2 separate regions of the Homo sapiens genome follow, and region 2 is linked to region 1. The links are chromatin loops, found by intact Hi-C in ENCODE. Cell type or tissue: PC-3. All regions are shown on one strand.

The links. Hi-C counts contacts between places; a loop is a spot of excess contacts. Peaks named below come from ENCODE experiments on the same cell type or tissue, not always from the same donor. Only the 100,000 strongest peaks of a DNase experiment are listed, where the experiment ranks them.
Region 2: a loop joins it to region 1, with 8 times the contacts of the local background. A loop is called at or near these places in 10 of 110 quality-filtered maps.

The regions. Positions count from the first base shown.
Region 1 is chr3:131,033,212-131,041,211 of GRCh38, forward strand. All of the region lies in intron 3 of NEK11 (NIMA related kinase 11), which reads left to right. Among named protein-coding and RNA genes, the nearest start is that of NEK11, 10 kb to the left of the region's middle. In PC-3, a CTCF peak has its summit at 464 (motif pointing right); a DNase peak (open chromatin) is centred at 3,170; H3K27ac peaks cover 957 bases.
Region 2 is chr3:131,137,760-131,145,759 of GRCh38, forward strand. All of the region lies in intron 7 of NEK11 (NIMA related kinase 11), which reads left to right. Among named protein-coding and RNA genes, the nearest start is that of NEK11, 110 kb to the left of the region's middle. In PC-3, a CTCF peak has its summit at 4,999 (motif pointing left); no DNase peak of the experiment used is centred here.

The DNA.
Region 1 (8,000 bases):
CCATTAGTTTGTGAGCAAAGCACATTATTAGCACTACTCATTGTCCAAGCAATTTGACTAGATAAGGTTTTAAATTATGCTTTACATACTAGACCACAAACATAAGGAATTGGTTAATGTTAGAGGTGGCTAGAAGATGAATACTTTATACAGACTTCTATAATGGTATGAATGCTATTCCTTCAACACATCAGAATAGATATGACTTCCCTTTTTGTTTTGCAGATACACCCTTAACTTTTTGAGCTCATAAGGAAGGTATCAGACTATCCCTTGGTATCAGTGTTAAAGGAATGACAATAAGTTTGTAGGACTTATGACTAGTTTCTATGAAATACAGATTCATTATATACATTTCTATATTTAATCAAAGAACTTGACAAAATGGAACAGCTGTATGTACATAGTACTTAACTTTTCCGTCAAAGTATTGCAATTTATCATTATGCCACTTGGGGGCATCACTTTACCATTGACATTTTGCATACAGGGTGACCTTTAATTACAATGTAAATACCATATTCCTTTACATTTTTATTCACTTTCTGAATTAGCTGTGAGATTAAAATAAAACCTACAGTACAGACATTACACTTGCTTGATGCATGTTTGGAGAGTTTTCTTCCTGGCATAAATATTGGGCATCCCTTTTTTCATTATCACAGTAGAATAAAATTAAACTGTTAAAATGTATGGTGAATGAGATAGAGGTTTTTCCTTTATTATGCATCATGAAATTCATAAAACAATATTTGAGAATATTTTCTTTCATAATTATAGACACTCTAGTCTAATTATGTTGTCATAGTCCTAAAAAGATTGTGCTAGTTCTTATTCATTTTATTTTATAGTATTGTTAAATTGTCAAAGTATCTTTTCAAAAAATCAAACCCAAAAGATTTGATCAGCCCAGAAATTACTTTGGCCCTTAACATTAGCATAGTGCATGTAATTTAATAGAAAAGAGATATTAAGGAAATAGGTTTACCCTAAAATACATGATTAAACTTGTAATTAATCATGGCCACAGCTACAGTGAATTTCAACATTCATCTTATCAGCATAGAATGTTGGTTATAATGATTTTTAAAAAATTTATCACATTTAAGATATAGTGATCTTACTATGCAGAGTTGATTTTATGCTGTTGTCTGTTTTAGTCTGTCAACTATGAAGTATTTAATACAATTTAAATTTTTTTTTTTTGAGTCGGAGTCTCGATTTGTCACCCAGGCTGGAGTGCAGTGGCGCGATCTTGGCTCACTGCAAGCTCCGCCTCCCGGCTTCACGCCATTCTCCTGCCTCAGCCTCCCGAGTAGCTGGGACTACAGGCGCCCGCCACCACACCCGGCTAATTTTTTGTATTTTTAGTAGAGATGGGGTTTCACCGTGGTCTCGATCTCCTGACCTTGTGATCCACTTGCCTGGGCCTCCCAAAGTGCTGGGATTACAGGCGTGAGCCACCGCGCCCGGCCACAATTTAAATATTAGACCTTTGCTTTGGACTCAGCACGAGAGAGGAAACTGAAGCAGTAGGAGATAAGGCCTAGCCTTCAGGTGCTTCCAGTCCGGAAGACTATATCAACACACATAAAACAACTAGTATACAGTACAAGACAATGCTTAAGTATCTGTGTGGCAGGTTGCACTCGGAGATGTTGGAGTGGCTACTCCCTTTCCAACTCAATATTATCTTACTTGTTTCTGTGTACTATCTAACTTATGTGTATTTTCCCCTTGGTCCTATCCAAGTGCGTATCCAAATATTTTACCCCTTAACTGTGATCGTACACCTTGGTCTTTGTCTAAATATGGGAAAAATGGTAACAAGGAAATGCTTTATCTCTACAGAAGGCATTTTTTCCCCCTCTATCTCATATGTCTGCCTGAGATAAGGATCAGGAGTTAAATAGTAAAAGGCCTACAAGTCCTTAAAGAAATGGCCCTCAAGTCCAGGCTCTTGCCTCCTCAGAGAGCTCTTGGGTCTACATTAGAGTAGATTTTTAAAAGTCCTAGCAAGCTGATTTTCTACCCAGTTATGGAAACAAAATGGAAGATAGGGGGCCAAGAGTTGATGCTAGAATGAGTCATACTGACAACAGAGGGGAGTGGTCTTAGACCATAAGAGTAAGGGAGGTAGAAAGTAAGAAAAAGATAATTAAAAAACCCCAAAAGCCAAAAAAGTCTGGGTCCATTGTTGTAAAGCTCTCCATACTCCAGTTTCTACTTATAGAAATCTCAGACGTCCAGCCCTGTTCCAAAGTACTGTATTGAGACAGACTCACTAACTGGCATGGAGTCAAAAGGGCTCAGGGGTTCAGCCACCACCCTGGGGTCCAGGCCTCAGCTTTTCATATTCATACACCCAGAGATGGTCAGTCTTGGAGAGGAGCTTATATTAACTAAATCAAGACAAGATAGATCTATAAACCATGATTCCACTTCTTAATCTGGTTCCTAGGATGAACAGTACCTCCTCCTTTGTGCACCCTCCCACCATTTTCTGGTAGAAGTTCTGGAGAAGCTGTATATCTAATGAGAAGTGAAAATATAACCAAAATAAGCAGGTGGAATAATTGGGCAATTACTCGCTTAAACCAGGTAAAAGGTCTCTTCTAAGAACTTGACAAAATGGAACAGCTGTATGTACATTCTAAGTGGCTATTGTTGTGGGAGCCCTAAGACCCAGTGTTTATCTACTAAATAGCTCTGGATGCACCCCCATACAAATATTCATAGGGTACCTCCTTTCCCAATATTGAAAGTAATGTGTATACACTTTATAAAAAGTTCAGATGTGCATAAAGAAGCAGTAAAATAATCTATAATCCTGCCATCCAACCTGTGGTCTTTTCTGTATGCACTGACAAATATTCAGTCTTTTAACGAAACATGGCATTGGTCCTAGTCATTGCCTCTGAGAGGAGATAGGAAGAGAAGGAGACTTCACTTTTCACTGAACCCTTTCTGTGCATTTGGAATTTTGTATCATGTGCAAGACTGAAACAAAACAAAACCTATAAAATAAAGTGAAAAAACCCACATATTCATTCAACAAATACTGGTCACCGTTTACTGGTCATCTGGAGCTTGAGTCTGGTACAGTGATTCTTAACCTTGGCCAAACAGTGGAATCACAATATTTAGAAAGTACAGATGCTTGAGTCATACTCCAGTGAATTCTGTTTGGTCTGGGGTATGGCCAAGGATTTTTGAGAACTTCCAGGTGATTCATATGTGTCACTAGACTTGAAATATCTCAACTGGAGATAAAAACTCTACTTACATAATCATAAATAATTTTAGCTGCAATAACTTGTGAAAGAAAAATCTTGGTTCTTGTGAGGTACAATAAACTCATCTTTGCTTGCAGGATGGAAGGTTGGGTGAGGCAAGGCTTCCCTGAGAACTGTGAGCTGAAATCTGAAGAATTATTAAGAAGTAGCCAGTGGTTTTCACAATTTGTTGAGCATCAGAGTTGTCTGGAGAGCTTATTAAAACAGATTGCTTGGCTCCCCCCTACCCCAGAGGTTTCTGATTTAGCAGGTCTGGTAGGAGGGGCCTGACAATTTGCATTTCTAACAGCTGTTACTACATCTTAGAGGACTGCATTTTGAGGATCCTTGTACTAGGCAAAGGGATGGGAGAAGAGTTGCATTCAGTGTGAATGGCACTAAAATGGAATAGAGTTCAGTGTATATACAATCTCACATGCTTTTTTAAAGCAGGAAAATATAAGCATTTTCCCATGTTAGTAAATACTCTTTAAAAGCATCATTTTTAACACCTGCATAATAGTCTATGGCTTTCTTGTCATTTAACGGCCACTTGTTGGATATCTAGATTCTAGTGCCTTCTTTGAAGTAGAAGACTATTGTGCCTTTTAGCGTCCTCAGCGATTTGATGTGATGACTGGTTCAGCATTTTCTTCCTGTCAGTAGCATAACTGAAAAACTAAGGAATGCAAGCTTCGGTCACTGAGAAATGACAGGCATTCTGTGTCATTCAATGGAAGCATTTTTTGTGAGTTACAGCTACATTTGCACTGTAGTAATTAGATAAAAAGAACTTCATCCATTTTTTTTTTTTTTGAGACGGAGTCTTGCTCTGTTGCCAGGCTGGAGTGCAGTGGTGTGATCTCAGCTCACTGCAGCCTCCATCTCCCAGTTTCAAGCAATTCTCCTACCTCAGCCTCCTGCATAGCTGGGATTACAGGCACCCACCACCACGCCCAGCTAATTTTTGTATATTTAGTAGAGACAAGGTTTCACCATCTTGGCCAGGCTAGTCTCAAACTCTTAACCTCGTGGTCCACCTGCCTTGGTCTCCCAAAGTGCTGGGATTACAGGCGTGAGCCACCATGCCCAGCAGGAATAATAATTCTTACTAAAATGTGTGGGTTTTTGTAATATTAAAAATACACTTTCAATAATTCAGATTGTGACTGTAATTTCTGCCATTTAATAGCTGATCACCTTTAGCAAAGCTAATATTTATATATTGTACCTACTAATACCTATTTATGGATATTTCTGTCTGATTTATTTAATCATTTTAACATATCTTTACTTTCAATTTTGAGTCATTTTAAACAAAACATCAATAGATTTAATGAGTCCAACTTTGAACTCAATCTATGTATTCTTATTAAAGCTACTATTTCTATATTATGTCTAGGAGTTCTCTCCAGTGGTTATCTGTGATGGGATAGTGGGTTTATTGAGTGGGACGAGTTAATTTAATAGGATTCAGTGGTTTACGCCGTGGAGAGTTATGAAAACAATTTGGAAGAAACTAATGATTTCTTTCTATTTTGCCTTGCCAGACCTCAAAACACAGTTTCTTTCAGTTTCTCACAGTTAAAAAAAAAATCTTCCTGCTTATCTTTTAAGAGAAAGTATAACATGAAAGCATATTAAAATATTAAAAATTTTAATACTAAAATTAATATTAAAAACAGTTCAGATTCTCGGAATCTTGTGCTTAGGTTCCTCTAGGTAAATATAGAAAGAGTACATTTGAACTTGGACTTCACTTTGGGCTTTGTCAGTTCTCTGCACACAATAAGGTCAAGCCTCTGAGCTTCTGGCCATCTTATATTTAAAGTTTGGGAGATGGAATGGATAAGGAGAGAAGAAAATGCAAGGGCACATAGTTACTTTGATTAGTTTCAATCATGGTAATGAAGTCAATATTCTGAGATAAATGACTTTCCTAAGGCCGCTTTGCTGCATGTGTTAGCATAAAAGAATCCGTGTGCTTTCTATCTGGTTTTTAATATTTACAGATCAGAAATGACTAATAAAATATTAGAATGAGTAGGCTGCAGGGAAACCCTCAGTTTCTTTTTGGCTTAGGCAGGGGGCCAAAAAAGCCTCCTTTTAAGACTGAATTGCCAAGAAACATTTAGGAAGAAGACAACAGTTAGGAAGAAGGCAACAATACTCAAAAATTCTTCTTAAAAATAATTCTTTTTTCTTACATTACTGTTGTTTGAAAGAAAACAAAAGTGATGTATTTAAAATATTACAGCCGTATTAGTGTCAGCAGTAAAAGTATATTCAAATTACAATAGTATACTTGTTAGATTTTCAGACTTATTTAAATTTATCATTCCACTCTGTTCTTTCAATGTGTTGTTCTGGTGGATTTGTGAGTAGGGAAGCTAATGGTTTGGCTAACACTGAATGACATCCCATGAAATATGGAATAGCATTCTTCATTTAAATGTATGAGATAGGGGAATATCTAAGCTATTCTAGTAAATAATAGTAATAATAAATGTAATTGGATATGCTGATCCCTTTACATTGTCATTGTTGACTTCCTAAAATTTTTAAAGTGCAAGATTTTTGTGTTAAGCCTATTAAGTTATTGTATCTCATTTATTCAATAAATAAAGTATTTTAGGATGAGTGCAAAAAATGCAAGAGCAAAATTTGATGGGTGTAGTCTACCTTGTAGGTTTTTTTTCCTTCCCCTAAAAGGGCTTTTTTCATCGAGATGTTTTATAATAAAAAGTGAGCTGATTTTTAATAGAGTCCAGAGGAACCTCAATAACCAAATCCAGAATTCTTAATGGTTGATGAATATTAGAATATTCAGTCAGCTAACTTTAATTTCCTGACCCCAAAACAAGCACAACACCCTCAAGTATAATCTGTAACTAGCCCTTCTTGCTGTTGTTTCTACACAAGCAGCCTTTTGGGGAGAATATTTCCTCCAACAACTTTTGGTGCATCCGGCAGCCCAGCTCTCTTCCTGGCAGACAGCAGGCAGTTCCCTTTTACCATTGCTTACTTTAACTGGATCAGTTGAGGGAGGCATCTGTTTTACTCAGTCCTTTCCTTCTAAACCGATCTGGTTCCTTTTTGACGCATGAATGTCTCTCAAGAGTAATATAGGCAATTTTGGCCAGCACCCAACTTTATACCTATTTTGAACTGAAAATTTTAGTTGTGATATCATCCACCCTTAAGTAACTTGAAATGAGATATGTATATGACTTAAATTTAAAAGAAATGAGAAGGGGGAAAATTCTCAAGTTAAAATTAGTTTCTGGATCAATTTATTACTCTTCAACTGATTTTCCTGGGGAAAAAAGCTTAGTTGCCATAACATCCATGTTTAAATAGTGCACTTTGAGTGATGTGCATGACTTACAAGTCAACATGAGAGACAAGCAACCCTTATGTTAGTAATAGTTTCTTGGTCAGTTATTCCTAAGCTTGGTTTTTGGAAAGAGTAATTTGTAAATTTAATTAAGAGTAATTTGTACATCTATGTGGGAAATAAACATTGTTGGCACCAGAGTTCTAAAAGTAGTTTACTTCCACTAATTGTGCATTGTATAAATAATGTTATGTAGTATCAAAAATAAGCAGTTAATATTGTGTGACCTTTATTGCTTTAAAATACTGTGAAATTGAATTTCCATTCCGTAGTTTAACGAGAACACTTTTTATTTCTCAGATACTCTTATAAGCCCTAGTCCCTGCTACTCACGAATGAATAATTATGAACCTTTGACATGCTATAGAACATACTTATTAGTACAGTAGTGCTGTATTTATTTGGGTAGTTATATGAAAAAAAAAACACCCAAAGTTTTAGTTATTAAGAAAGCAAACACTAAGCCTGATGAAATGTGTGGGGGTGATGGATATGCTCATTATCATGATTGTAGAGATGGTGTCATGTTTCATGGGTATATACATATATCAAAATTTGGCAAATTATACACTTAAAATATGTGCAGTGTATTATGTCAATTGTACCTTAACAATTGTGTTTAGAAAAAGCAAAAACCCTGTACCATGATATATGAAAACCCTTAAGATTGTTAAACTGGCTGAATTTGCAGTTACTAATGATAATCATTATGAAACTTGATACTTTCAGCTGAGTGCTGCTTTTTAATCTTGGGTTCATACCAGCCAATTTTATTGTTTTTAGCTCAGAGAAAAATCATAGGCTTTGTTTTTGGTACCTTTATTGGGCAAGTGAAGAAGGAAGATCAAAATGTAGTTGATAATATTGTCCTACATACTAGGTTTCCAACTTTCTAAGAGTGGAAAATTTGGAACATTGAATTTCTGATTAGAATGTGTTTGGGTGTCAATTTTCTCAGTCTCTCCCACATGCAGCAGTCACTTAGCATTTTAATTAAAGTTTGGTTGATGTTTCCACTTCCCTATTAGTTTGAATTTTGAGAAACCCTTTAAAACCTAATCACTTAGCTATGGCTGCTTTCCTTCAGGGGAGATTCAAGGAAGATTTGTGGCCCCACAGCCCTTCATTTCCTCTCTTCTTTCTTTGCTTATGTCTTTCATCTCATAAGCCTCATACAAATGCATACACTGTGAGTTTGGGGATAATATCGGCCAATCCACTTTTTGCAATATTGGATTTGCTATTTGGTGATCAGCTGCTTTTAATTTATATTGCTATTTCAAAGACATTTTGGTGCAAAGATTATTGAGCTCTAATGAGTAGTTTCT
Region 2 (8,000 bases), 100 kb after region 1:
CTTGTTAAATTGATATTGATGGAGGAGGGGCAGTGCAAGATGGCTGAATAAGGGCCCCACTGATCATGCCCCTCCCCAGGAACACCAGGTTTTAAAAAAATTTAAATTTTTAATTCTTGTGGGTACACAGTAGATGTATATATTTATGGGGTACATGAAATATTTTGATATAGGCATGCAATTCATAATAATCACATCATGGAAAATGTGGTATCCTTCTCCTCCAGCATTTATCCTTTGAGGAAGACCAAGTTTTACAACTGTCTACACAAAGGAACCACCTTCATAAGAACCAAAAACCAGGTACCAGCTCAGCCACAGTGGTGTAGAGGACCAAGTGAGATCTTGGAGTCCCTGATTTCATGTCTTAGCTCTTGGATAGCATTGCTGGACCTTCCCTGGGCCAGAGGGGAACCCACTGCCCTGAGGGGTGAGTTCCAGGCCTGGTGGTATTCACCACAAGCTGAAGGAAGAGTCCTTAGGCCTTAATTGAGCATCAGTGGTAGCCTGGGAATGTTCCCTGTAGGCCTGTAGTGGTGGTGGCCATGGGGTGAAGCTCCTCTGCACATAGGAAGGGGAGGAAAGAGTGGGAAGGACTGTGTCATGTGACTTGAGTGCCAGCACAGCCACAGTAGAATATAACACCATGCAGATTTCTAAGGTTTTTAACTCTAGTCCCTGGCTCTGGGAGAGCATCTCTGGACCTGCCCAGGACCTAGGAAACTCACACCTCTCAAGGGAAGGACACAAACCTGGCTGGCTTCATCATCTGCTGCTTGTAGAGCTCCAGGGCCTTGAGTGAACATAGGTAATAGGAAGTAGTTATGGGGGCCTTGGACGAGACCTGGTGCCACTACAGTCCCAGTAGTGGTGACCAAAGGAGTGCTTGTGTCACCCCACCCCCAGTTCCAGGCAACTTAATACAGAGACCCCATTTGTTTGGGAGAAAGTAAGGGAAGAGAACAAGAGTCTTTGCCTTGTAATCCAAAGAATTATTCTGCATGTTATCTAAGACCACCAAGGTGGTACCTCTACAAGTCTGTAAGAACTACAGTGTTACTGGGCTTGGGGTGGCCCCAATGCAGATGTAGCTTAGATCACAACACCCAAGTATTTTCAAATACCTGGAAAGCCTTCCCAAGGAGGATGGGTACAAACAAGCCCAGATGGTGAATACTACAATAAATACCTAACTCTTCAATGCCCAGGCACTGATGAACATTCACAAGTGTCAAGACCAACCAGGAAAACATGACTTTACCTAACAAACTAAATAAGGCACTAGGGACCAATCCTGGAGAAACAGAGAAATGCAACCTTTCAGACAGAGAATTCATAATAGCTGTTTTGAAGAAACTCAACAAAATTCAAGATAACACAGAGAAGGAATTCAGATTTATATCAGATAAATTTAACAAAGAGAGTGAAATAATTAAAAAGAATCAAGCAGAAGTTCTGGACTTGAGAAATCCAATTGACTGGAGAATGCATCAGAGTCTCTTAATAGCAGAATTGATCAAGTAGAAGAAAGAATTAGTAAGCTCGAAGACAGGATATTGGAAAATACACAGTCAGAGGAGATAAGAGAAAAAAGAAAAAAAAAAAAAAAAGAATGGAGCACACCTCCAAGATCTGGAAAGTAGCCTCAAAAGGCAAGTCTAAGAGTTATTGGCCTTAAAGAGGAAGTGGAGAAACAAATAGGAGTAAGAAGTTTATTAAAAGGAATAGTAACAGAGAACTTCCTGAATCTAGAAAAAGATATTAATATATAAGTATAAGAAGGTTATAGAAGACCAAACAGATTTAACTCATTAATAAATGATGTGGCAAATTCATATACTCCTGTTTTGTTAATTCTGTGGGAGAGCAGGAGAAGGGAGGGTTAGTTCAGGATTTTCTTTCATTCCTCTTACTAAAGAAAAATTTAGTTGTGTTAACAAGTTCTTATTTCAAACACGCAAATTTATTTGGCAAGTATTAAATCTTATCACCACACTTCATTGTTTACATTGCTTTTTAAATTTGTTTTAAGTCTTGGAATCCCTAGTTGAGACTAGTCTTTCTATAGGAAGTCAAATTGGGATTGAATCTTTCAAATTCCAGGATTGGGCACTTTGTAGCGAGGAGCATCAGGGGCGAGGAAAGAGTGTGGCCATGAGAGCCTGGGCAGGGCCTGGGTTTCTGATGAAGGAGACCCCTTTGGATAGGAGCATAAGGTAAAATGTCCCATGATCCATAGGGGCATGTGGCAGATTGTATTTTCCAAAAATGGCCATCATAACATATCACTTCTCACATGTTCTTTTCTCACATGTTCTTTTTATAATGTGATGTTGACACACTCTTACTGAGAGGTGGGGTCTGTGTTCCCTCACCTTTAATTTGGGTAAGCCTGTGATTATGGCAAAATTGATGCTATGTGACTTCTGAATCTAGGTAATAAAAGCAATATAGATTTTGCTTGGTTCTCTTGAAATTCTTGTTCTTGGAACCCAACTACCCTGTTGTGAGGAAGCCTGAGTGGCACATTGAGAGACCAACATGGAGAGGGCCACATTGAGAGGAACCAAGGCCTTTGGTCTTTACTCCCATTGAGCTTCCAGCTGATAGCCAGCATCAGTTGGCCAGTGATGTGCGTGAGCCATTTTGGAAGTGGATCCTTAAGCCTCAGTTGAGCATCACCAGCAGATGCTGTGGGGAGCAGGTTCAAGGCTTCCCTGTCAATCTCTGACCAAAAAGATTCATGATCAAAATGACTGATTATTGTTGTTTTAAGGTACTAAGGTTTGGGGTGGTTTTTTATGCAGCAGTGGTGACTGGAGCAGGACTTCATCAGGAGAACGGCAAGCAGGAGTTGAGAAGTAGCCTCTAATCTAGGCCTCCGTATGACAATCTGGCAGTGTTTGTTTTCTTTATGTCAAAAGGCTCAATAAATTGCTTAAGAGAAGTGGCTTGTGCCAGAAAAGCAATCTGGCACTCTACTTGCTGGTCTGTTTGATGGGTAGAACCCAAGAACCTGGACCACAGCTGAGAACTTCCAGACCAGCAACTTTTCCATGTGCCTCAGAACTCTTCTTTCATTCCTCCTGACTTTGCCTTCTTTCTCCCAACCCCCACCTCAACGTCACCCCTAGCACTGGACCATCTGACTCCAGCCTTATCTTTCTATCATTCCCATGATTCAGTGGTATGCTGGAGCTCATACCAGCTCATAAGACCCAATTATCCACATTTCTTCTCAAGTCAATGTTCACTGATGTCACATTAGTAACTTGAAAACAACCATGGTATTTATACCATGGAAATTTGTAAATTAGGGCTTCTCCTCCTACCTCAGAAAGGCAGTGTACCAGAATAGCTCATACCTTTAGCCTTACTCCTTCTTGCCCCTAGGGTGGTATTTGCAGAAGGGAAGAGACGTGAAGACATGAAGGTTTCTGTCCTCAAAGGAATGATAAACATATAAACAAACTGCTGTATACTGTTATAGTGCAATACATATTCTGATGTATAAAGCAGAGAGTGATTGACAGCTGGGGATAGGGGTAGAGAGCATCAGCTACAGTCTTAGAGAGTGCATGATTCCTGCTCAGGATGGGGAAAAATGGAGAAGAGTTTGGCAAATGTATTTCAGGTAAAAAGACCCAATGTCAATGACCAAAAGTGAGGGGTGCCCACTGGGAGAAGAGGGAGGGAACTGTGCAGGGAAAGAAAGTGGCTGGCCAGAAGAACCATTTGGCCAGGGCCTTCTCATTCATGAAGGGCCTCAAATGTATGTGTTTAAAATTATTTCCAAATGAGGTGGTATATGTTAAAGGTGTTTATTTAATGCCAAAATTTCAGATATATCACCAATTTTGAAACTTTTATTGGGGTATTTATTTGTTCATTTAAAATATATACTGGGAATTTAAAAATAGTTACAAATGACTTGGACCTTCTCTGACTACTGAAAGACTCTGAGAAATGGTATGAAAGGACATGGAAGCATGAGAAAGCTCAGGTTCTTCTGATTAGCTGTAGGACAAAGTGTGTATGTGGCAAGGAGGGGAGTGTTGGTACATTTGACTGAAGGGCGGGCAGGGGTCAGATGGTGAATGACCCATGTAATTATGAAAAGAAGCTTGTACTTTCATCTTCTGGAGTATGAGAATCTGCTAAAGGCTGTTAAGCAGAGGAATGATGTATCAGTCAGCTTTGCTGCGGTAACAAAGAACTCCAAAAAATCTCAGGTACTTCATATATTGATTCTTTGCCTTACCTGAGGACTACAGATTAACTGAGTTTCTGCTCCAGTTGCAGTCCTGCTCTGATCCATAGTTTTCCCAGTTCCAGGACACAGGTTATGCTCTGAAAAACATGGACAATACAGTGCTAGAGAGAAAGAGCATGTGTCTGCCTTTAGATCCTCCACTCAGTTAGTTGTGACACACTTCATATCCACCCATATTCCACTGGCTGAAGCAAGTCCTATGCCAATTCCCCCTGTGGGGGAAGGGAAAAAGAATATTCGCAAAGAGCAATCAATCTACCAGGGGAGTCAGTCTTATTATGATGCCAGCTGGGCTATAGAAAACTGACAGTAGGGAGAAGATTGGTGGAGACTAAAGGAGGGAGATAGGTAGGTCTTCTATTAACCTGGCACATTCTACTACTTTTGATGTTCTGTCCATCATAAAAGAGCCTCTGGAGATCATATAAAATTATTAAAGCAGTTGGAACACAGCCATTCAGTCAAAATGTGAAGCAGTTCATGCCCCATAAGCAGTGTCGGCTGTTGCCATATTCGGTCTTAATAGAGTGGCTGAGTAAATAACAGTTGGTTATGTAAGGATGCTTTGATCATTGTTTCCATTGCCAACCTACCTCCCTACCCCAACTCCAAACATCCTTTCCTAAGCTGTATGGTTTGCATAAAATCTATAACTGTGACCTTAAGAATAGCTAAAGATGCAAAGAAGCTTTGACTTTTAGCCAGTTTTTCTCTTCTGCCACCCTGTGGTCTCCTTGTTCTCCTCACTCACTGGTTTTGATCTTTTTCCTCCATTAGCCACATTCTTATGGTATGGAGGACATGGGACCACTACAGAGGAGAGAGCTTTGATAATCTTCCTTGAAACATTGTAAAGCTCAGTTGTGGAGGAAAGTAATTAGAAAGAGCTGGTATGAACAGGAGAAAATTCACCCAAACCTTGTTTTGTCAATAATTTTATGGGTCGTATTCCCTAAAATGTGACAGTATATTAGAATATGATAAGAGAAATGAGTTCACTTTTCTTTTTAAATATTCTTTAAAAAATTCAGCTCATCAGTCACACTAGCCACATTTTCAGTGCTCAAAAGCCAAATGTGGCTGGTGGCTATTGTTTGTAGAAATAAGAACATTTCTATGAGTTCAATAAATTCTTTTGGACAGCCCTGAACTATTTTGCTCCAGCTGCTTTAAGCCTTATCTTGGGATTTCTTGCATTCACCCTGCTTTTGGATTGGGCAGAACCCCTGCTGGGTTTAATTGCTATGCTTAGATTGGTCCACTTTAGATAGTTTGAGGTTCTTCTGTTCTCATGTCCCTTGATCACTCCATTGCTTCCCTCTGCTTCTTCTCACACAGATGCTGATACTATGCCAGTCAAGTAGCTGTGTGGTTTGTGTTCCTTCACTTGCACAGCAAGGTTCAAGGGGACACCTTATAACTTGGCTTTATAATAAATTATTATTAAATTATAATAAATATTATTCATGAGTTTTGAGTTTTGTTCTGTAGCTGCTCTGTTTTCATATGTGGATTCAAGAAAGATCTAAAAACTATGCTTCCACTGTATCTACTGTTTCCCCCCAAATGCTCGGAATCAGCATTTTAACAAAACCCCTAAGTGATTTACATATATGTTAAAGTTTGGGAAACACTGATAGAGGTTTTGAGATAAGGTAGGTCATTCATAAAAAATTGCTATATAATATTGTTCCTTAAGTACTATTACTTCAAGCAGCCCAATGTTTTTCATTATATTTATTTTCATTTCATTATATTTAGACTGAATTTAGGTTAATACTCAATTCTACCTAAGTAAAGACTTTCATTTAGGGTGATACACACTAAAGCAAAACCCACTACTCTTTTATTACATTTCCATTACTGTTTCCATAGATTGAACTGATTCCTCTTTTCTAGATGAATATATCAGGATGCTCTTCAATTACATCAAAATAAAACATTATCTAGAAGATCAACAAAACTTCCTAACCAACTAGAGTCATGCATTGCTCTGGGGCAGGCATCTGTTTGCAGAGTCTGGCAGATTTTGAAGGGTAAATTTAGTTACCTTAAGACAAGCAAAGTCTGAGTTACATTTGTGATTTATTATCAATCAACCTGTGCTTCAGAAATTTTCTCAGTAGTTCCGGACAAGTTGTTCAATTTGGACAGATGGCAAGTTTATGGAGTTCAGGTGTAATTTGCTTCACAGACACCTGATCCCAGCCTTCTTTTTCATTGCTTGTATTCATACTCCCTCAGGGATTTATTTGCTTATCTCTTCACAGTTGTCTGTATTTTGGAAAAAGAAAGAAATGCAAATTGTAGACTTCTAAGTAAAATACACATCTCACTTGTTTATTTCAGCTCTCCCCCACCCCCAATCTGCTTTTGTATCAGCAGATTTAAGACCTGGGAGTCAAATAAGGGAAAATTATTTTAAAAGGATGGAAGTGAAGAGTTTTAGATGATTCCTATATGGAAATGTCTGGTTGGAAACTAGAAAAAAGAAACACTGGTACATAGAAATATAGTCACCATATGTATTTTGGTTACCTACCGTATGTATTTAACAAAACCTCTAAGTGATTTGCATGTATGTTAAAGTTTGGGAAACACTGACAGTGGTTCTGAGATATGGTAGGTAACCAAACATCTTTTACCTTTGAATATCTAGGTAGTTTCTGTAATCAGATTGTCCAAGTTTCAGTTACTGGCGCCCATTCCAGGTAGGTGCACTGGGACCACTATAGCAGGTCCGTTTCCACAAGTTACTGGCTGATAAATGAAGTCTTCTCTACGTGCTAGAGTGCAAGCAAATACTAGTCATCAAAGTGAAACAGGTAATTGCACTGCATACTACAGTGTAGCTGAGAGGATTTCCAAAACAGAGAGTACTGTAGTCTTATATGAGAATTAATTGATTACTAAGTTAGGCTATGAATCTAATTGTTCCATAGTTTCTTTAGCCAGATAATTGCATATCTTTTTTATTTTTATTTATTTTTAGAGATGGTCTCACTCTGTTGCCTAGGCTGGAGTGCAGTTGTACAATCATAGCTCACTGTAACCTCAAACTCCTGAGCTCAAGTGATCCTCCCACTCCAGCCTCTGGAGTAGCTAGGAATACAGGTGTGGGCCACCATGCCCAGTTAATATATTTTTATTTTTTGTAGAGATGCAGTCTTGCTATGTTGCCCAGGCTGGTCTTAAACTCCTGGCCTCAACCATTGTCCCACCATAGCCTCCCAAGTCACTGAGATTACAGGTGTGAGCCACTGTGCCTGGCCTACCACATCTTTTTATAACCTTAATAAATTCATCAAAGTAGAGTTATATCTCCATCAAACCAGAAAGGTGATCAATTCACTGTTAATAGACCACTAAGCCCTCTTTCCTTCCAAGCAATGAAAAGACAAAAGCCAAACTTGTCTGCCTTCCTTTTTCCATAGAAGGTCTCATAGTCTGTGTGCCCTATATTTGCCGTGGTGTGACGCCCTGCATAGCTTGTTGTCTAAGGCCCCAGTGATTTTTAAAAGTGAATTAAGGTTCTATATAGAACCTGAAATTACCTTGGGAAATCAGCCCCTGCTTAAAAGGCTCTGTCAGGGCTAGCCCTGATTTCCAACTCAAGAGAGACTTTCGTGATCCAAAAGGCTCTGATTGGTGCAAGATCCAGAGGCAGGATAGCATAGAGAGTCTGTGTCTCTAGAGCCAGATAGCCTGGGCTACAATCCCAGCTTTA